Regions from separate parts of the Mus musculus genome. Here region 2 is linked to region 1. A link is a loop called in an ENCODE intact Hi-C map of the cell type or tissue named here. Cell type or tissue: left cerebral cortex. All regions are shown on one strand.

Region 1 (8,000 bases):
CATGAAAACTAAAAGAAATTAAATTGTAATTCCATCTAGAAATGATTGTTCTTCCACTGTCTCTCTCTCTTAAAATTTCATTCACTCATTCATTCATTCATTCATTTTGAGGCAAAGCTTCACTATATAGTGCAAGCTGGGCCTTAAATTCTTGATCCTCCTGCCTCAGCCCCCTGTGTGCTAGGATTACAGGAATATACCATGTTCAGCTCCAAAATCATTAATAAGGAAACCCCGGGCTGAGTGGTGGCTCAGTAATAAAGAGCATTTGCTGAATTGGGTTTCTACTACACACACATCAGGAGGCTAACAGCCACTTAGGATCCAGCTTCAGGGGATCCAGTGTACTCTTGGCTTCCTTGTACACAGACACACACAAATGTTTTTTTAAAAGATAGCTGTGTTAACCTTGGTTTTGTGGAAGACAGAATAAGCAGGCATACCTGCTAAAAGATTTAGTGAAAGTTAGTCTTAAGGGTAAGAGTGAGGGGGGAAACTGATATGAACCTTTTTTCCTTATTTATGTTTTAGTTACTTTTTCTGTTGCTGTAATAACACTGTGACCAAGGCTACTCATAGCAGGAAGAGTTTATTTGGGATGTACAATTTCAGAGGGTTTGAGTACATGACCATCATGGTCAGAAACATGGCTGCAGGCGTGGTGCAGTAATAGTAGTTAAGTACTCACCTTTATCCACAAGCATGAGGCAGAGCTAACTGGGAATGGCATGGACTTTTGAAACCTCAAAGTCACTCCCAATGACACACCTTCCAACAAGGCCATACCTCCCAATCCTTGCCAAACTGTTTCACTACCTGGGGACTATTCTTGTTCAAGCCACTACATTGTGTATGGTTGTTTTGTTTGCATGTGTGAGTCTACTATGTTCATGCTTTATGCCTACAAAAATCATAAATCCTCTGGAACTGGAGTTAAGTCATGGCTGTGAACCATGTGACTGCTAAGAAGGGAACCCAGATCCTCTGCAGTAATACATGCTCTTAACCACCCAGTGATCTCTCCAGCCACCATCTCAGATTTTTAAAGAAGACACATTTGCTTTGTTGTCGTGTTTGATAACTTCCAAACAGCTTTCTGGATCCACCATGCCTTGAAAGATCAAATGAGAGAAGTCTGGAGAACGATTTGTCCACTGGTGCCTGCCATCCAATTGGTCATAGTTTACTGCATAAGACATAATTATTCCCTGGTGCTTTTGGAATGTTTTGCTCTGGATACGAACTCTGAAGTACTTGTGGTGTTACAGTTTCCCTTATATATTCACAGGCCTCTCTTGAATGTATCTCAGAATAGGCTGAAACAACCAAAGATACTGTCCTGTAGAAACCTTGACTACCTCAGGATTCCATTAAGAGTTTAGACTTATTTAAGCTTTATTAAATAAAAATGGGTTCACCTTAAATGTTGGTAAATCCATTTTCTACCCCTAGAATAAATGCTTGTTTTTGTTACATTGAGGCTAGAATAATTTTATTTTCCATATAGTCTTGGGTAGCCCAGTCTGGCATCAAACTTAAGATTGCTACCTCAGAGCAATCTTGGCTGATCTGAAGCTTGCTGGAGTCCTTTCTCTGCCTTCTGAGTTACGGGCATGTGCCACTATGCCCAGCTCAAAATAGGTCTTGAATGTCTACTTTTATTAAATATCTACCCATCCTTTTAGATTTTTAGTGTTTTTACTCTATGGATAGGAGTAATTTTTATAGAGATGCTTGTGACTTATTTTTAAGATGTGAGCAGGCACAGGTAGCAGTGGAGGCAGAGCCATTGGATTTCTTTGGAGCTGGAGTTAGAGGTGGTTATGAGCTCAGGTGGGTGCTAGGAACCAAGCCTGGGTCCTAAAGAGGGCTATGCTCTTCTCTAGCTCCAGTTGTCATTTAAAGTACGTAAACTCACTTTATCTTTTCAGCTTTTATTTAGAATTAATTTTGACTTTATGGGAGTTTTTCCCAATGAGAACAAGTGCTTTTTTTTGTTTGTTTCATTGTTTTTTGTTTTTTTTCTAGGCAGGGTTTCTCTGTATAGCCCTGGCTGTCCTAGAACTCACTCTGTAGACCAGGCTGGCCTCGAACTCAGAAATCCGCCTGCCTCTGCCTCCCAAGTGCTAAGATAAAAGGCATGCGTCACCATTTATTTTTAGTCATCATAATTTTTTATTATACTTTTTACTCCCCACCCTGCCCAAGCGTTATGGTTAATTTTGTGTCAGCTTGACACAGGCTGGAGTTATCACAGAGAAAGGAGCTTCAGTTGAGGAAATGCCTCCTGGGCATTTTCTCAATTAGTGATCAAGGGCGGAGGTCCCCTTGTGGGTGGCGCATCTCAGGGCTGGTAGTCCTGGGTTCTATAAGTGAGCAGGCTGAGCAAGCCAGAGGAAGCAATCCGGTAAGGAACATCTCTCCATGGCCTCTGCATCAGCTCCTGCTTCCTGACCTGCTTGAGTTCCAGTCCTGACTTCCTTGGTGATAAACAGCAGTGTGGAAGTGTAAGCTGAATAAACCCTTTCCTTCCCAACTTGCTTCTTAAGTCATGATATTTGTGCAGGAATAGAAACCCTGACTAAGACACCCAGTAAGATATGTGCATCTTTTGCCTCTGACTTGAATATGTAATGACAGGGATATTTTTGTAGTCATTGTATAGTTTAAATAAAGTTAACATTAATTTCTCTCCAGTTTTTAGTTATTTTTGATTGGCCCAGATGTATTCTTTACAGAATTCCCCTATAAAAGATCCAGTTTATTATTAACTATTAGATGTAATTGCCATATTTCTTTAAACTCCCTTAATCCGGAACATTCAACAACATTCATTTTTTCCCTTTTAAAAATGTATTTGATAATGTATATACTTATAAGTCTTCACAAAAGGACTCCATTAACCTCACTCTCCCACCACACACTGAAGCCCCGCCCACTTAACTTCTCTCCTCTGCTCCACTGAGTTTCATTATTGTTGCTTGCAGGAATGTGAGTCTGGGGCTGCTTAGCTGTTGGAGCCTGTCAGCGCTGCACTGTTGCAGACACTGATGCTCTTTCCTCAGCACACATTAGTTACCCTCAGTGCGTGGTGGGGCCTCATGTAGCCCACAGCCCTCAGTGATGAAATGGTCCAGTCTTGTGCAAGTGATCATAGCTGCAGTGAGTTGACGGCTATACTGCCATCCATGTCTACCAGACAGTCTCGGTGGGTGGTGCTGGCACACGCCTTTAATCCCAGCATTCAGGAGGCAGAGGCAGCTGGAGTTCCAGACCAGCTTAGTTTGGAGTGAGTTCCAGGACAGGCAGAACCACAGAGAAACCCTGTCTTTTTTTTTTTTTTTTTTAAAGGACGACGACGACTTTCATTTAGGGACAAGCACTTCATAGTCTCTGCAGTTTGGCAGTTCTAGGTCATTGCATTAACCACTGCAAATCTGTAAAAGAGATGCTGCTCTGATGAAGTCTGAGAGCAGCACTAATCTATGGACACAAATAACTTTTTAATTTAAACTTCACAAGCATCTTTTTTTTCTTTAAAGATTTATTTATTTATTACATGTAAGTACAGTGTAGCTGTCTTCAGACACACCAGAAGAGGGCGTCAGATCTCGTTACAGATGGTTGTGAGCCACCATGTGGTTGCTGGGATTTGAACTCTGGACCTTCGGAAGAGCAGTCGGGTGCTCTTATCCACTGAGCCATCTCACCAGCCCCCTCACAAGCATCTTTAATTAAACTACTGAGCACTAGAAAGGAGAGTGCATGTGACTCCTGTAGCTATTTGGAATTTGTGCACATTTCTACACAACAGTAGGTTTAGCATTTCCCCTTGTTTGACGTGATGATCGTTTAATCACTAGAAATTGTAAGACAGGAAATACTGGATAAGATGTACACACACTAAAATATTATTCACTGTCTGAAACTGAAATTTAACCAGCCATATGTATATTTACAATTTTCTTTTTAAAAAAAGTTATGTATATAGTGTTTTACCTGCATCTATACCTTCAGGCTGGAAGAGGGCACCAGATTTCATTATAGATGATTATGAGCCACCGTGTGGTTGCTGGGAATTGAACTCAGGTCCTCTGGAAGAGCAGCCAGTGAGTGCTTTTAACCTCTGAGCCATCTCTCCAGCCCCCTGTTTACAATTTTCTAAAATACCTTGTATTGGTTCTTTGTGAATTTCACATCATGCATCCTAATCTCCCTCATCTCTCACTGGCCCCTTGTACCCGCTATCTACCTTTGCAGCACTCCCTGGCCTCCAAAAACCCTCATTGTGAGAGATACAGTATGTCCCACAGTATGCTCTTTGTCCACGCTTCTTTGCTTGCATGTTTATTGCAATGAGCCATTGGTCTGGTTTGAGGCCTCCGGCTTGTGCTACACACAGTCAATCAATACTGGAATCTCACTGGGACTCCTCTGATACCCTGTTGTTGACCTAAGTCACGGAGATCCTGATGTTTGGGATCTGTAGGACTGTCTTCTTCAATTCAATAGTTCCACAAGTCATTGATGAGGGTAGATACTGGGGTGGACCAACTCAGCCATGGATCTGGGCCTGAGAGTTATTTGAGCCGGCTAACTCCCCTGTTAGCATACCTGGGACAAGCTCTCTAGCACTGCCCTGGCTCACTCATCAAAGGGCATAAACATGTTTAGAAGCAGCCTTATACCATGTCCATGTAGGGTCTACAGAAATGGCTCAGGAATTAAGAGCATCTGGGTGCTCTTTCAGATGACTGTTGGATTCTTAATACCCACATGGCAGTTAAACCATTGTCTGAACTCCAGTTCTAGGGGATTTGATGCTCTTTTCCGGACCCTGTAGACACCAGGCATGCATGTGGTGACCAGATATACTTGTAATCAAAACACCCATACACATAAAAACAAAATCTTAAAAATTGTCGGCCGGGCGTGGTGGCTCACGCCTTTAATCCCAGCACTCGGGAGGCAGAGGCAGGTGGATTTCTGAGTTCGAGGCCAGCCTGGTCTACAAAGTGAGTTCAAGGACAGCCAGGGCTATACAGAGAAACCCTGTCTCGAAAAACTAAAAAACTGTCATGTCCATTTAACAAAACTGTAGAAAGTTCTTCCCTGGGGCTCTGATGATCCTAACCCTGAGATTTGTATAGGCTTATAGTATCCACCTGTGGAGGGAGCCTCACATCTAACCAGAAAGCCTAGGTTACCCCCACAGTAGTCATGCCACAATTGCACCACTGGGCAGATCTTACCAGGCAGGTCATTGTTGCAGTTTATGGGGTCCGCAGCCGGGTTGGGACTATTGATAACTTTTCTCCCCCAGCAGCTGCTGTAGTACTTTCCAGTCCTATGAAAGCTGGCAGGAAACTTGCAGCTCAGATAGAACTTGATATCTCAGTGTCTTGCAACCAAAGTCTGTGGTGTCTTCAGCAATAGGATCTCTCAATATAGTTCTATGTAGTCAGCCAAGTACACTGGCAATAATCTATAATGTTTGTGGGTGCTTGGAGACTCCCTGATCAACAGCTTGTGTGTGGTACTAGGGGTTTTATTTTATAGCATTTCACTACTAGGAGGTTTATTCTTCTATGGACAGTATTTTTATTTAGCTTATTTACTTAATATTTATTTAGTTTTACAATAGGCCTTGCTGTGTCTGTCACAGGCTGTTAATTAGAAGTCCCTAGCCTTTAGCCTTTAGAGTGTTTAGATTACAGGTCTGTACCAATCAGCTTGGTAAATTTTTGTCTTTTATTGCATTGGTATTTCTGAGAAGTGCTACAGTGTCCTGTGTTTTCACAGCAGTTTTGGAGACAGGTCCATTCACCTTATTGGTGCTGTTAATTACTGTTAACTGGTTGGGGGCACGGCTAGTGTTATATGTACTGTTTTTTTCCCCTTGTAAATAATTAATACAGGGAAATGCTTTTGGACCATGCAACTATTCTATTCCCTTTTATTCTACTCTCTGCATTTGGGTATTTTGCCTGTATTTATGTCTGTACCATGTGCATAACTAGTGATTGGAACAGAAGAGGACATTAGATTTCCTGGAACTGGAGTTGCAAACTGAGAACTGAATTCAGGACCTCTGAAAGAGGAGCCAGTGCTTTTAACACTGAGCCATCTCTCTAGCCCCATGCAACTGTATATTTTTTAAATTGCCTTTATACTTAACAATTATTGATGAGTTTTGCCCTTAGTTTGATAGTTCCAAAATAATGATTTTTCTATTTGTAGCATTCTTTGCTTTTTATCACTTGACAATGGGTATCCCCTTTTAAACAAGAGCTCTCCATGTTTATTTATCTTACTATTATTGTAAAACTAATGAATTGTTTCTTCTACTAATCAGGGTAGCAATTTTGGTTCTCAAATTACCCAGGATTTGGCTGGTGAAAGCCAACTATGTAGATTTGTTAATATTCAAATTCAAGTGCCTCTCGGAACTGGAGAGATGACTGGAGTTATGAGCACATAGTGCTTTAGTGTAGGGTCAGGGTTCAGTTCCTAGCACCCTTCACTCAACACTTCTGTGTGAATGCACACACACACACACACACACACACACACACACACACACACACACTCCTAGCACTTAGGAAGCAGAGGCAGGTTGATCTCTGTGAGCTCATGGTCTCTCTGGTCTATAGAGCAAGGGCCCAGGCCAGCCAGGGCTATAAAATGGAGAGATCCTGTCTCCAAAACCAAACCACCAAACACCTTAAAAATAAAGCTAAACGTCTTTAAAACATGCCTTGTAGCTGGGGATGGTGGTGTACACCTTTATTCCCAGAACTAGGGGGCAGAGGTAGGAAGATCTCTTGTTAGTTTGAAGCCAGCCTAGTCTATATAGCTAGTTCCAGGTTACATAGTGTGAGACCCTGTCTCCAAAAACAAAAAACCACACAAAATCAAAGAAGTGCCTTATAATTGTCTCTACTTTTGTAGTTCCACTAGGCTGCATCAGTGTATAAGGCTGATCATAAGTAATTTAGCATGAGAATGCATGGGAGCGTAAATGCTTAAGCATTTTAGAAAGGTAACAGTATGTGAATCTAATTGCTAAAGTAGCATGTATAATTTAGGTGTAATTTTTCATGCATTTTAATGAGTTACCAATGTCAGGTAGCAGTTACTTCTACTTAAAATATTAGAAAAGAGCAAAAGAATCAAGGGAATGGGGTGCCTCAGTGGGTACGGTGCTTGCTCTGCAGGCATGGGGCTTGATCAGCATCCTTGTCGAAGTGGGGCATGCCTGTAGCCTTAGCACTGAGCCTGGAATAGATTGTACCAGGTTACTGGCCAGTCAGTGTAGCTAAAACAGTGAACTGTAGGTTCAGTGAGAGATTGTCTTCAAAACTAAGGTGAGCAAGAGAGGAAGACACCCATGTTGACTTTTGCCCTTCACAGGCATGCATAGGTGTACGCAAATACAACAGACACAGACAATGAAAGAAAAGAAAATCTGTCTGAAGGCAAGCACTTGGGTAGCTGAGGCAGCAGGATTATAAGTTAGCAGCTAGCCTGGACTGCATAATATGAGACTAACCAGGGTATGTACAAAGATTTGGTTTCAAAATAGAAGAAAGAAAGACTATCATATAAAGTCTATATAAAGATTAAACTCAGTAGGTGATTACAGCTCTGTTGGTTTCTTCTGCTCACTACTTTTTATTTGAATATTAAGGTAGTATGTTAGAAAATTGCATTTAAAATTTTAAAGTCAGTTTAATACGTTTGAATTGTCTGGTTTTTATATGAACTAATCTGTAGTTTTTGAAATTTTATAGTGGGCAGAAATGGCTCTGGAAAAAGCAACTTCTTTTATGGTAAGTATAGATTTCTGGATTTTTTAACTATGAATTCAAGTGTCTTTAAGATGGTTTATTAAATAATTGATTTCTGAAATGATGTTTGTATGAAACCTAAGAAGTCATACATGGTTGTTGTTTAGTGTAGCAGGTTAGATCTGAATTGTGTGTGTTCAGTCTGTCTTT
Region 2 (8,000 bases), 1.5 Mb after region 1:
TAATTTCTAAATTATGAGTAGCTCCGATCACCACACATTTTAAGTTTAAATGATAAATAGATCATTTCTCTGGATTATTTTCCTCTGCAATGTAGAGCCTAATATATTTTTTCAGACAGAATAATTCATTTATCAATCACTGAATAGTCTATTAATATATCACTTCCAAACTCACTGGCAGAATGAATGCAGAAAGCAAGAGATATTTTAAAACAGCTGAAAACTCTAATTTTAGGACTCTAAATTACAAAGCATTTTCAGTTCTGGAAAATTCAATTACTACCAAACATTTTCTATGCATCTGACTTACAATATGTATAACCCAAGCAATCACCAAAAAATAAAATAATAAAATAAAAACCCAGTTCACATATTCAAAAGCATCAATCAAATGATCCAACAAGATTCACAAACTCACAAAGGTTTTATGCATAATTAAAAACAAAGCCTACACACACACACACACACACACACACACACGCACGCACACATGACAGAGAGAGACAGAGAAAAGCAGAGACAGTGCGAGAGAACACACATCTTCAAATCTTTCATCAAATCAAGAAGAATATTACTGCAATGAGGTATGAGAAAGATCTCTTCCTAAGGCTGACCTGCTGTCCTACACAATCAGGGAAAGTTATGGGATAGCTGAGTCCCACAGGGACCCACAGCCTACCTTGAAGGAAGGATCGCTGGTAACAGTGCTTGCTCCAGAGAAAGGGGGGCAGATACAGGTTTCTGACTCTGGCCTTCTAAATATTCCTGGAAATTTAAAAGAAAGGAAAAAAATCCTTCATAGCAACATATAAACTATATTTGATCTTCAAAAGTTAAAAGGAACTGTTTAAAAAGCAAGCTTTGGGCCTGTACCTTGGCACACCCTCACCTTCAAGGAAAATGGCTGTGCAAAATCCACTCGGACGTAGCCGTAGTTTTTCCGCAGCATTCTGATAACGCCTCTCGCCACACTCCAGAGGCTCTCGTTCTTCTTGGGCTTTCCCTAAACAGGGAAGAGGGAGGGTGTCCTGCTTGCTGCTGCTGCAGCTGCCATGCATCCCTCAAGTGCACGAACTGTTGAAAGTCACAGAAGCCGAAATCCCAGGAGTACCTCCTACTTTTTAAAGCCTCAGGTTGCCAAGCACATCCCTTGCCCAATAGTTCCACTCTACGGAAGCAAAGCGGAGCTCCCCTGCACTTGCACACTGCTGGCGAGGCCATTTGGTGATGTGCCTCACACGTGGACTCATAAGTGGGCAGTGCTTATCAACTGAGTACACTCTGGCTTAAACTATTGGCCACCCTCCCTTAGTATGCACACGCGTAAATAAACCCAAAAGGCTCTAAGCGAAGTGTGCTGAGACTTCTTTCAAAGAGCTGTTCTAAAGATAATTTTAAAATTTGGCTTCTTTAAAAGAACACAGAAGTACTGTAAGATTACGTTTTCATTTTAATCCCAGGTGTGGCTATGGCGCTGCTTCACACTACCCGCACGCAGCAGCTGACTATGATTTGCCTCGTGCTTTAGCTGGGACACGGTTTCACCAGCCACAGGTAATTTGTGTGACTGCGTGACGTTTGGGATGCTGGGGACTTTCTTAGAGAGTATATAAATGCTAGGGCTCCAAGAGGCATTGGGGGTTGTTGGCTGGTTGTTGGCTGGTTGCTGCTGGTCCTGGTTGTTCAATAGTCATGCACAAAGAAGAAGATATCCTGACATCAAAGATCAAATTTGCCCCAAGGAACTCGACATTCCTAATCAGCAGGAAGTAGGTGAAGGATAATACCCCGCTCCTTTCCTTTCTACCCTTTTTTCTCTCCTATCAAGTGAGGGAATGAAAGGATGAAAGGGGAAGGGTGGGAAAAAGTGGGAGAAAGAACCCACAAAGTAGCAAAAGATAAGCTCCAAGCTGTGTGTGTGATTTCCTCACACAGCGGAACATCTCCCCACTGTGAAGTCTCAACTGCATGCAGCAACACGGCCAACCCTCGCAAATGCTGTGCTCACAGGCATTCAGATTCCAAAGAACTGCACAGGTCATTACTCTATAAAGTTCAACCTTCTTATAAGAGGTCAGACAGGTGACTGTCCCAAAGGGGGCTAACAGGAGGGGAGCCAGTAAGATTTCTGGGTCCTGATGATATCAATCCTTAATCTGGGTGCTAGTCAGTCACATGATGAACCCATTTGGACCTCATCTAAGTGCTTATAACTAGTGCATCCTTTGCTAAAAATTGACTGAAAAAAATTCCTCCCAGTTCTCGGATTGGTTTGCCATTGCCAGTCTTCAGGCTTCCCTAAAATTCACAGGTAATCAACCCTGAGACCGCAAGGAGACCACCTCGTGAGACTCTCACAGCTGACAGACGAGATGAAGGCAACTCAGCATGCCCACCCAGGCAGGTTTCAGATGATTAGCACAACGGTGTCATTAAACACATAAAAGCTGGAGAGGCCCAGACGGCCTGATGCAGGCCACCTCCTTACCAACTGTTCGCCATTGTAGTGACCTTCGATTATGCGATCATACGAGATGCCCACGGGTATGACGAGGATGTCGGGGATGGTGTTGGACGACAGAGTATCCACTACCACTGAGAGGAGCCCTGCCCGGGCACAGGAGGTCTTGCCACTGCGGGAGCGGGTGCCTTCCAGGAAGATCTCCAGGAACTGCTGCTGTCGGAGGAGTTCAACTACATGCTGAGATACAAGAAAATCAGACATGAACATAAGACTGAGCAACTCAGGTGAGTGCAGGACAGGTAAATCCTAAGACAAAGAACAGAAAAACACTGTAACTTCACCACTGACCTAACACTTCCCCACATCCATTACAGCCAAGGATCCCAGCACGGCTGTGCTTGGGTGATCACACACACAATCACCCGCAGCCACGCAGTAATCTCCCAAACCCATCATGTCTCCGTCACTCTCCAATGACAGCTAATGCTGTGGGGTTGAGGACAATTAAAGGCCATACGCACCCCATGGAGCAACGCTCTGTACAGAATGTCTTTGCGTCCATCTGGGGTTTCATCGAGCCTCCGTCTTATGAAAAAGCCCCCAAGCTTGTGAATCAAGGTACTGCAAATTCAAGAATGCACAAATTATTTGTAAGGAAAAATATAAAAAGAGGACTCAAATGTCAAGATAGTCCGAAGCATTGCCATCCGGACAGAAGCACACACAGTGTCATTTGAATGTTGACAATGGGAACACAGGGGTTCCTTTTCCGTGTTGCTGACGTGTTTCACTCGCTCCTCAGCCTGCGAGCAACACTGCATCGTAACTTCTGAGCCAAAAAGGAACCTGACAACGTGATCCACAGAGATAAGGATAGGGATTTGAAGGAGACGGAGTTATTGCCTTCTCTGAGTGTCCACTGGGGAGTTCTCTAGGCTCTAAGGGGCAGGTCCATCCCATCACACAGATGCATGGCCCTGGCTAAACCAAATGGGTCACAGGCTGGGCAGGAGTTAGAAAACTAGCCGCTCGGCTGAGGACCCTGGATCGATTCCCAGTACCCACATGGTGGTTCACAACCATCTGCAACTCCAGTACCAAGGGATTGACACCACCTTCTGAACTACTTGGGCACTGGGTACACAAGCGGTACATAAACATATATGCAGGCAAAACATTCATGCACATGAAACAAAGAAGTCCTTGATTTTTTTTAAAAAAAGATAGATAAATGAGTCACAAAACAAAATTAAATGTCAGAACCTAAGAACGGGACTGACTGGTAGGGATGGAGTGGGGGTTAACAGAGATGAGAGGAAGATAAGAGAGTATGAGGAGGAGAATATCAGAATACACTAAATACATATACAAAATTGTCAAAAAGCAAAGGTAACCAGTGGCTGAGCATGGTGGTGCATGCCTCTAATCTCAGCACTCAAGAGGCAGAGACAGTAGGATTTCCAAGTTCAAACTGGTCTACATTGCTGGTTCCAGGACAGCCAGAGCCAGAGTAAAACCTGGTCTCAAAAATGAAAAAAAGAAAAGGGTATTTTTAAAAACAAAACCCCACCCATGATTCCCAGTCAGAGTTTGAGGCACACAAAAATTATCCCATGGCAAATTTGTAAAATGAACAAATATTTCCTGGGAAAATATTCTCAAGTAACTGATGCTTAAAAGAGGGTCCCTATGGGGCAGGGATAATTTTACCAAGCTGGAATCAAGTATCACCATCTTTACAGACAGGAGCGGGAGCTGGAGAGACAGCTCAGCAGTGACCACGATGATTGGCTACTCTTCCAAAGGACCTGAGTTCAACTCCCAGCACCTACATGGCAGCTCAGAAGCCTCTGTAATGCTAGTCCCAGGGGATCAGACCTCCTTTTCTGGCCTCAGTATTTATCACTTGTCCATACAGGAATAAAACAGCTCTGCTCCCAGCTCCAGGTCCCTCTCTGCAGCGCTGATAAGCTTAGACAGGAAGCTGAAAGTCTGCTGTCAGCTGTCCTAAATTTACAACCTCTTCCTAGTCTTTTCAAAAAGAGAAGTTGTTTTCAAATACTAGTATTTGCATTGGTGTAAGTAACAATACTATATTAAATGTTAACATTCTGGTCTCCTTTGAGTCTGTTTATGGAAACCAAGGTAAGATGTTGGTGAACTATAGAATCATTCTGAAATTCTTCAGAATAAATTCAGTGAGTGAGCAATGCAACCTGAGGTGTGTTTGTCACTGTGGAGACTTAAATGAGATAAAAGAAAACGCCAGTGTCTGCTCTGTCGGAAAGATAAGCAATGGCTTGAGCTCCTGAGGAGAAACACAGAATTGTGAGAAGTGAGAAATGACTGGCACTTACAAAAGGCTTCACTCAAAACCAGATCTGGAGAGAGTGAGTCTGTGAGCAACTCTGACCACAGGAGAGCCCCAGCAGGCAAGTCACCTTAGTGCCATTAACCAAGATCTATCTACATACAACAGGCCTGGAGCTTGACAAACAGGCTAGGCTGGCTTCCAGAGAGTCCATGGTGCCACCCACCCGCCTCTGCCTCCCCAGCATGGGGACCACAAGCAGACACCACAACACCCAGACTTTTCCTGCACAACTCTAGGGAGAGGCCTAAGGGCCTCACAAGCAGATTACCACTGTACCATCTCCCCAGCCAACCTGTCTGGTGAATTTCTAATCTAGTTTCTTGGTTCCCTGGTGCTGGGAAAAAAATGCTGTGGGGTATGACGAGGGTATCTAGCCCCTGTGAAGACACATCAGTCCCGTAGGTTCCTGTCAGTGTCACTATGCTGACTGTCTATGGTCCCCATTACACGATAAGCCATTTGACAGTCAGGGCTAAGAGTAGATAAGGACCACTGACCACAACGGTGGCTTCTCTTCTGCTGGAGGATCACATAGGCTGGCTGCAGACTTGGGATCTAGAGAACTCAGAGCGGACCAGGAAGAGCGTCCCGCATGGTGAGGCTGGGGCCTAGACTGAATGCCACTGTGGGAGGCCCTGCTTGTCCAGCGACCGGCCCCTCCCTGCAGTTTCTCTCTACATTCACTGCATTAGAACTCCTGGCAGGTCGAGCTGACCTCAGTGCTGTGTGCTGCTTGGAAGTTAAGAGTTCAGTTTCTCACACAAGCTCAGCCCAGTCCTCACTGCTGAGCTTCTCCTCAGTGACTAGAGGTGGCAGATCTGGTCTCCCTATACCCTCTGCTGAACCCCAAATGGGGGCAAGCACTGACTCTTAGGAACTCAGGTTACTAATTCCTTCTCAGTTTGTCTCTGCTCTCCTCTCCAAGAACACGGCTATACTGACATAAGCCCTCATCATTCGCCTGAACTCTCACCACAGATCAGAATTAATTTCTCCAAGTCCAGAATGAGCAGTCGACACACGGGTCTGCGCATGCGTTCAGTCAGGAGCTTCCCATCCTGAGCGAGAACGGCTCTGGATCCAGCCCTAGCTGTGCGGCTGCCCCCCTGCGTCTGGCCTTTCCGTGGGCTTCCCAGGACTCGCTCCAGCGCACCTACCTGCCTTCACTGTCCTACAACCATGCCCTGAGCCTCTGCCTTGAGGCTCTACACCGTTCCCCTTGAGTGTAAACCACAGCAGCCTCGGGAAATGCCCTGTCAAAGTGTTGGGCTGGGTTCTCTGCGTCGTGAGGTCAAAGTGGCAGCAGGGTCACCCTTGCTGACGTTAGATACCATGGTGCCATGCCACCCCCCAGCTTCCTTGGACAGGCCTGGCCCATTGCCCTTTAATGGCCCTTTGCTGCCTGACACTGTCCTTCAGGTTGACCTACAACACACTCCAGAAAGTAGCCCATATCAAATACAGAGACAGCGAGATGGGCAAGGCTTGCGTTGTGTGCTATGCAAATGTTACACAATGAAATGTTACTTCTACAATAAAAAGGCTAGTGTCATTTTTATAACAAGTATCAAAATATAACAACAAATCCCATGTTCAAAACAATTAGTTTTGTTATGGTTTGGGTTGGGGTTTTTTGTTTCTGGTTTTGATTTTTGAGACGGAGACGCATTATCTACCCCTGGCAGGCTGGAAACTTGCAGTCTGAAGCAAGATGGCCTAGGATTCACATAGACCCAGCTGCCTCAGCCGCCCAAACACTGAGATTAAAGGTGTGTCCAACATATCTGACTGAACTAGCTGTTTACCACATTCACCTCAGCGAGGCTTAGCTCACCTGAAGACGGGGATGTTGAGATTATTGCCCGAGGCGATGTACGGCGCCTTGATGTTGTGGCAAAAGAGGATGAAGGTGAGCAACAGGTAGTCAATGTGGGATCTGTGCACCGGCAGAAACAAGAGCGGCAGGTTCGTCTAGGGAGAAGGAAGTGGCAGTGTTAAGGCTCAGGAGTTAAGGTGCAGTCCTACTTTGTTTGGTTACTGTCATCCTTCACTGGCCAATCACTGACTCGCTCTCTCCCAACAGGCTCCAGTAATTCCTCAGTGCCTACACAGTACACATAAGCTCCATTACTACAACAAAGAGACCGTGGGGGAGAACACGCAACAGTTCAAGTTGACCCACACCTCTGCTGAGGAAGAAATCGTCATAGAAACCATCATGGAAATGAGCACAGGGTTCTACAGCCAGGCGGGCTGATCTTCCCCTCTTCCGCCTGTGCCTTTAAGTCACCATGTATAAAACAAGATGGTGAGACTTGGTGTTCAGAGTTGTTGCAAGGTAAATTACAAAAGAAGTACTACACATCTTTGATAGGCCCTGCTGGTTTCCACAAAGGGTGTCTGGGGGTGGGGTGTTTCCTAATGGGTTCAAAGGGCAAACAGCACAGAGGCGAGACTCTGAACAAGCTCCAGCAGTGCCCGCCACACACGGGAGACACAGCACGATGGGACACAGGACCCACACCCGGGGAAATGGAGTGACAGGGAACAGAAATCCTACCTCAGTTGCAGCCTTGACCATCTCGAGTTGACCCTTGTGAATCTGAATGTTCCAGAAGAAGCTGTTGAAGAGCTTTAGTAACACCCAGCCAGTCAGCCTGACAGGAATAAACACATTTGAATCTGTATGTATATAGACGCTACCACCCAGAAGTACTTGTAAATTTAATTTTAAATTGAAATCTGTAAAAGTACTTGTAAAAAGTATTGCAAATTTAAAAATACATATGTGTGTGTGCACCTGGTTATCTGAACTGAAAACTGGGCATATGGACTTAAAGCAGACACCACTCACAGAAGTCTCTGCTGGCTCTCAACTATGAACACATTTTTCTCTAGCAGCACTTAAGCACTTCAAAGGCGAGTAGCCAGGCTAACTTAGTGACCAAAAGAATCCTTCTAACACTCAGCCCCTCCGTGTCAGACATGGACATGTAAGGCTTGACTCGGCCATCTGAAGAGAACAGGGGACACCCATAACAGAGCTGCCGCCACCCATGGGCATGGGTAAAAGCAGCCCGAAGCCTCTGTGTGCCCGTTCACAAGGGCGCATATAGATTTACCAATGGAACACATGAGTACCCTGTTCACAAGTCTTCCTTG

Evidence for each region. Hi-C counts contacts between places; a loop is a spot of excess contacts. Peaks named below come from ENCODE experiments on the same cell type or tissue, not always from the same donor. Only the 100,000 strongest peaks of a DNase experiment are listed, where the experiment ranks them.
Region 2: it touches region 1 in a loop (4-fold over the local background); 3 of 42 quality-filtered maps call a loop at or near these places.

What each region holds. Positions count from the first base shown.
Region 1 is chr19:53,606,022-53,614,021 of GRCm38, forward strand. It overlaps Smc3 (structural maintenance of chromosomes 3), which reads left to right. Exons shown (of 29, transcript NM_007790.3): 3 at 7,794-7,832. Among named protein-coding and RNA genes, the nearest start is that of Smc3, 9.6 kb to the left of the region's middle. In left cerebral cortex, no CTCF peak of the experiment used is centred here; a DNase peak (open chromatin) is centred at 3,220.
Region 2 is chr19:55,080,713-55,088,712 of GRCm38, forward strand. It overlaps Gpam (glycerol-3-phosphate acyltransferase, mitochondrial), which reads right to left. Exons shown (of 21, transcript NM_008149.4): 7 at 7,399-7,495; 8 at 6,673-6,809; 9 at 2,986-3,085; 10 at 2,489-2,701; 11 at 890-1,003; 12 at 680-765. Among named protein-coding and RNA genes, the nearest start is that of Gpam, 15 kb to the right of the region's middle. In left cerebral cortex, no CTCF peak of the experiment used is centred here; no DNase peak of the experiment used is centred here.